2 separate regions of the Homo sapiens genome follow, and region 1 is linked to region 2. Evidence: read pairs that join two places in POLR2A ChIA-PET (ENCODE). Cell type or tissue: MCF 10A. All regions are shown on one strand. Each heading gives the region's core, and the rest is flanking DNA. Links, peaks and the distances in the headings are about the cores only. Region 1 overlaps PDGFRA (platelet derived growth factor receptor alpha). Region 2 has its middle 24 kb from the start of RASL11B.

Region 1 (2,912 bases), core at 161-2,660, 1.4 Mb after region 2:
TAGTAAAATATGGGGAAAAGGGCATAATTCCCATTATACCAAGAGGCATTGCTGGTGAAGCAATACCTTTCCAGGTACGATTTTCAGTAACACAGACGTGCAGTAAGAGGCAGTGTTGGCTGTTAGTGTCTTTTATGAGCCAAGTCTTTTCCTGGCTTGGCTATCCGTGGTGAGACTGACACCCCGGGAAATGTTTCTCTCAGGGTGAGCTCTTTCAGGGTGGGACAACAGCTTCAGTGTCTTTACGTATGTCTCCTCCCAACATGAAGCTAATTGCTGTGCTCTCGGGCATGTTTAGCTCTTGGTAGAGTGGCTTTCCTAACAAATAGGGAGCAGTGAGCCCAGCCTGAAGTTTTTATTTAGTCACTCCTTAGAATCAGTGATATTTTGAATACTGAAGTATTTCCAGTGGCTAGTAATTTACTAAGACAAAAGATGCCCCTGTTTGCATATGGAAAACAGAAGGGGAGAGAGCCAGGAGGTGTGGGTGAGAGCCCCGAAGGCAAGAGGATCCCAGGGGCTGGCCCAGCACGGAGCTGGTAGACAGCGCGCTCACACCAGGGAGGGCTGCACCCTCCTTTCTCCCGTCTGTGTTTTCTTTCCCTTGCAAGTGTTATTCGACAAAAGCAATTATGCTAATTTCCTTCCCTGTGGGCTCAATTCCTTTTTTGACACGATGACTTGGAGGAGTCATTATGATTACTCCAAACAGGAAAGACACTCGCCCAGCTGTCCGCCCGCAGAGAGCTGGCTACGGTGCAGAAAGCTGAGGAGGCGTCTGGAGTTTTTGGGTGTTAATGATTCTGCCTGCCCACAGGTCGGGTCTTGGGGTCTGGAGCGTTTGGGAAGGTGGTTGAAGGAACAGCCTATGGATTAAGCCGGTCCCAACCTGTCATGAAAGTTGCAGTGAAGATGCTAAAACGTAAGTGCTCCTTCCTGGGGATTTTTTGAGCACGGGGATTTTTTGAGCATGGGGATATTAAGGGAATTTCTCAAAATCATGCAGCTAGTAAATAAGACATTTAGGACTAGGTCCTGATTATTTTGACTCCAGGTTTTATGTGTATTTAGATTAGGTTTATTTAGATTGCTCTTGCTGCCTGTATGTTGGAAAATTAAGAGCTTGTTATTTCCAGTGACTTCTTTTTACTAGAAAGACCAGGAATTAGTTATTAGCACTGAGGCCAAGTAGCTATCTGCTTCTTTTAGACTTCTGGTAAATAGAATGATATCCAATCACAGGATTAGTCATATTCTTGGTTTTTTTCTGAGAACAGGAAGTTGGTAGCTCAGCTGGACTGATATGTGATTTATTCTTTCAACAGCCACGGCCAGATCCAGTGAAAAACAAGCTCTCATGTCTGAACTGAAGATAATGACTCACCTGGGGCCACATTTGAACATTGTAAACTTGCTGGGAGCCTGCACCAAGTCAGGTGGGCTCACTGACCTGGAGTGAGGATTTTCACTGGACACATGTGGTTGTGAAAACTGTTCAATCAGGCTTAAATCCTCCACTCTCCATCCCCACACATGGCAGGGAATAGAAGTCCCTTGAATGGAGCTGACTGGTCCCTTGAATTGATGGAAGCTCATTGGTTTTTGAGCAAAATCTGTTGCCAGTCCAGTCATAGCCATTCATGGCTCTTTATTAAAAAAAAAAAAAAAAAAAAAAAAAAAAAACTTTTTTGGTATCTTATTTTTTTCTGTGCCATATGGTCTGCAGGACAATTCATGGCTTTTCTGTTCTTCATTTTCATACCCATCTCCTAACGGCTTTTGTCCCCATAGGCCCCATTTACATCATCACAGAGTATTGCTTCTATGGAGATTTGGTCAACTATTTGCATAAGAATAGGGATAGCTTCCTGAGCCACCACCCAGAGAAGCCAAAGAAAGAGCTGGATATCTTTGGATTGAACCCTGCTGATGAAAGCACACGGAGGTGGGTGCAAAGAGAGATGTTGCTGTCTATCATTATCTTACAGGCATCACAAATGGAAAGACCCATGTCCTGATAGATATCATGTCTGCAGATTCAGTGCCCAAGGTAGCAAGACTTAGAGTCAAACCACCCTGTCCAGTCTTTCCATGGTCATGCAGAGAGATGCATGATGTCTAAAGGTGTTTTGGACTGGGGTGTCACATGGGAAGGCCTTGCTGATAGGTTTGAATGAGAGTGAGTTAGAATGACTCTGGGAGCTCTTCTGCTATTTACATGTGATCCACTTAGACCTATAAAATGCAGCTCTGGCCAGGGATGCTTGAGTTCTGGAACCTTGCAAGAACTGTCTGTGGATCTCCAAGCTCGAGGTCCTTGCTGAACCTGGACCTATAAATGACGTCAATGATAGTGATCCCTACTGCAGAAATCTACAAGTGGCTATAAAGAACTCTGTAGGTAAGAAATTCTGTAAGATCAGAAAGTACAATGAATTCACTTCATAATAAATTACTTGGTGGACACCAAATGGGTGCTAAATTGATTGGGTAGAAGGAATTGTATGCCCAAGCCACATGGCCACACGGCTCAAGTTCCAACCAAGGCTTGTGAGTTGAAAAACTGAGAAAGAATAATGACAGACTTAACGTAGTGAATTCTTCAAACTTTAAGTGTAATGGACTTACAGGTCCATGGGAGCACAGCCCCACTGTCTTAGATGTGGCTCTTCAGGATGTGCGGGCTCCTGCTAAGGATGTGCAGGGAACTGGCTCTGAAAACAAGTGAACAGTAGTCATCATGGCAGCTGACATTTGTGGAGTCCTTTGTATGTGCCAGGTGCCATGACAAATATTCCGCTAGTCTTTCCCATCTTTGTCAGTGGGATCCATTCTACGTCTTCTGAAAAGTGCTTCCTTGACCCCCAGATCAAGTCATTTTCCTTACAAGCTATTGAAACCTTTCTTCCTTC
Region 2 (2,912 bases), core at 198-2,697:
ACTTTCCTCAAAAAGAATCCAGAGCATGGTTAGGAATGGGGAGCAGATGTTACAAAACCAAAACAAAATCACACACAGACACACACATGCACGCACGCGCGTGCGCACATACACACACACACAGAGATATCTTCTAGTTTCCTGCAAGTGAAATGGGAAAATAATAGTATCTACTTTACATGGTTGTCCAGAGAATTGGTGGATTAGCTGGCTACATGGCACATTGTCAGCAATAAACAGATGTTAGTTATTATTGTTGTGGTTGTTCGTTAGGGTCATCAACTTGTTAGTCACCTTCTGGTTTAATAAAACTCTTTCCGTCAAGTTTCAATGGTGCTTTTGCCCTAACTGGCATTTGCTTTATTCACTTCTCACTGATTTCTGATCACACAGCTCTCAGCATCCACTGCAACTGTGGTTTCTAGGTCATTCCATTCCTTGCACAACCTTTGCTCCTCTTTTCCTGAAATGTATAAGCTCCTCCATGCTGCCTTTTCTTTTCTCAATTTGAATATTTATCTCTACACAATTTCTCATCTTATCCTTCATTCTTTCTTCCTGTGACCAAATGGCTTAAATTCTCACCTGGAAATTCTATCTGTGCCCCAGTGTTAACAGGTCTTAAAAAGGAAAAACTCTAAAATTCTTCACTGCCATTTTAAGCAGATATAGAATGTGGGCTTACCCATGCAAAGAGTAATACTTTTTACTATAATCTCTAACATTAAAGCATCATTTTACAGTTTATAAAATGTGATAGTTATTGAGTAGTATTAAGTACCAGTAACTCCTGGTAATGGAGTTACATCTATTTACATTCTAAGATCTTTTGCTGAAGTTGAATGCAGTTGAGCTCTCAGGAGTGCCATCCCAGGGGCTGGGTGATCTAGTCCTTTCAGAGCTTGTGGTGAGTCTAAGTGCTACTTCCACTATATCTAAAATCCCACAAGCCTACTCTAAGAATCAATTGTTTGCAAGATGGACAGTACACAACAATTCATTCACTCAGTTATTTGTAACCAACATTGTAAATGAAGCCACCAAGGACCTCTTACTGTGCTAGATGCTGGGGATATAACAAGGAATAAAGCTGACTCCATCCCTGTCCTCATGGAGCTGAGTTTGCAGGGCTAGGGCAAGGGGAAGAAGACATTCAACTAATAATGGCACAAATATTTTGTTTTGCGGTTTAGTTCTGGTTGTTGCAGAGGGAAAAGCAGCAGATGCTGGGAGAGTATTCTACAGAATCTCCAACTCACTTACTCTGTCTCACTTGCCCCAACTTGCCCATGCCCTGGCTGTTTCCCAGGCTCCATGACAGCGCAATTCCTGCTTGGTTCAGCCAGGCAGAGGCACTGACTGGAGGCAGTCTGACTGGAGACTGGAGGACAGGGCAGAAGGAGAAAAGCCAAGATGCTTCTGTTCCCTTTTCTTACTTGTGTTGGATGGTGTCCTCCCCATTGCTCCCCAGCAGCCCCAGCTGCTGGTGAGGTGGCTGTCCTTTGGTTGTGGTTTCTTTCTGGGACTCCTGCCTTGGCTCTGATTACACCATCTCCTCGCTTTGTCCCTTAAGCTGTGGGGTAGCCGCAGCTTCCTTCTGTTGCCTATTTCAGGTGGTCTCATCATCCCATTTGGCTGCTTGTCTCTTCCCTCACCAGTGTGACAAATTCCCTTGAATCAATTCCCTGTTTTAAATACAGAGTGGTTTCTGTTTTCCTAGTGGGACTAGACTGATATAATTGCTCTCTGTATTTTTTAACCCCAATGACTGCATTCGCTGCAATGTCTGTTCCTGTCGTGGAGCTGGGCTGTGGCTTTCTCACAGACATTGCCTGTCTTAGGTCATGGCAAAAGAATGTGGCCCAGGGCTGCAGGCAGTAATGGCTAATAGCACTGAGCAGAAAGAACTCAGGTGGGATCGGAGCAGCACTAGTTTTATTAATTTTTCCACCTTTGAGATGAGAAACCTATCCTAAAACCTCAAGTCTCCTGATTCTCAGCCCATTTCCTTTTGGAACCCACCCATTACCTCCACAGTCCCACCCATTGCCCGAGCCCATGGGATCATTCCACACCTACTCCCAGTTTCATCTGGCTTCATGGCCACCATGCAGAAATTATTTGTCTGCCCACCCCGTAACTTCCACCCTGAAAGTACTGAGGTTTCTGAAGTGCCCTGGGGCAGGTGAGAAGGGGTGGGGGCAGAGGTGAGGGGACAAAAGATGGGCTGTTATTTAAGCAGAACAGAGGTCTCAAGTCCAGGGGATCAGCTAGCAGCATGATCAGAAAGCAAATTGGGACTGGAGATCAAAGGGCGTGAAGCAGGGGCAGGAGTGGAGAGACATGTCTGGAGCTGTGTCCTCCAGCTGCGGTTCTCCTCTGTCTTCAAGCCCAAACCCTCCCAGGCAACTGCCCATTGTGCCAAGCAGTGGCAGCAGGTTTCAATCTAGTAATCTCTTTTCTTGGTCTGGAATTGCTTCTGGAGCCCAAGGGAGGATAAGGACCAGTCAGCATTTTCTACCAGATACAAATGTTTCTCTCATTTACCTCTTTGTGCAGAAAGCCTGACCTCCTCAGAAATGTCAGCCAGAAAAATCCACACTCTTCATAATCCTACAATTTCCCACTAATCAGATGTCTAGACAAGAACGGTCTCTGCCCCCTTTCCTGTTTGCAAATCTGCCTCGACAAGTTGTATCCTCCTGACAATACCGTTAAAATGTTCTTTATTTGCTCCGTGGGCCTTCTGAGACTTGGTTGCTGGAAATGCTATCAGTTCCTGGACCAATGCAATTCTCTTGAAATCGCGCTTTGATATTCCTCTGGTTAAATTTCATTCTCATGAGAGGAGCTCTGTTAACAAGGCAATTAGTACAGCTTTGAATATAAGTAGAGTACTGTGGTGTTTGCTG

Evidence for each region. Peaks named below come from ENCODE experiments on the same cell type or tissue, not always from the same donor. Only the 100,000 strongest peaks of a DNase experiment are listed, where the experiment ranks them.
Region 1: POLR2A ChIA-PET joins it to region 2 with 6 read pairs; 1 of 35 experiments calls an interaction of 5 or more read pairs at or near these places.

The regions. Positions count from the first base shown.
Region 1 is chr4:54,276,571-54,279,482 of GRCh38, forward strand. PDGFRA (platelet derived growth factor receptor alpha) reads left to right here. Exons shown (of 23, transcript NM_006206.6): 13 at 818-922; 14 at 1,326-1,436; 15 at 1,792-1,945. Among named protein-coding and RNA genes, the nearest start is that of PDGFRA, 49 kb to the left of the region's middle. RefSeq lists an enhancer at 1,586-2,109. In MCF 10A, for the core only: no CTCF peak of the experiment used is centred there; a DNase peak (open chromatin) is centred at 1,331.
Region 2 is chr4:52,836,604-52,839,515 of GRCh38, forward strand. No RefSeq gene overlaps it. Among named protein-coding and RNA genes, the nearest start is that of RASL11B, 24 kb to the right of the region's middle. In MCF 10A, for the core only: no CTCF peak of the experiment used is centred there; DNase peaks (open chromatin) are centred at 1,298 and 1,808.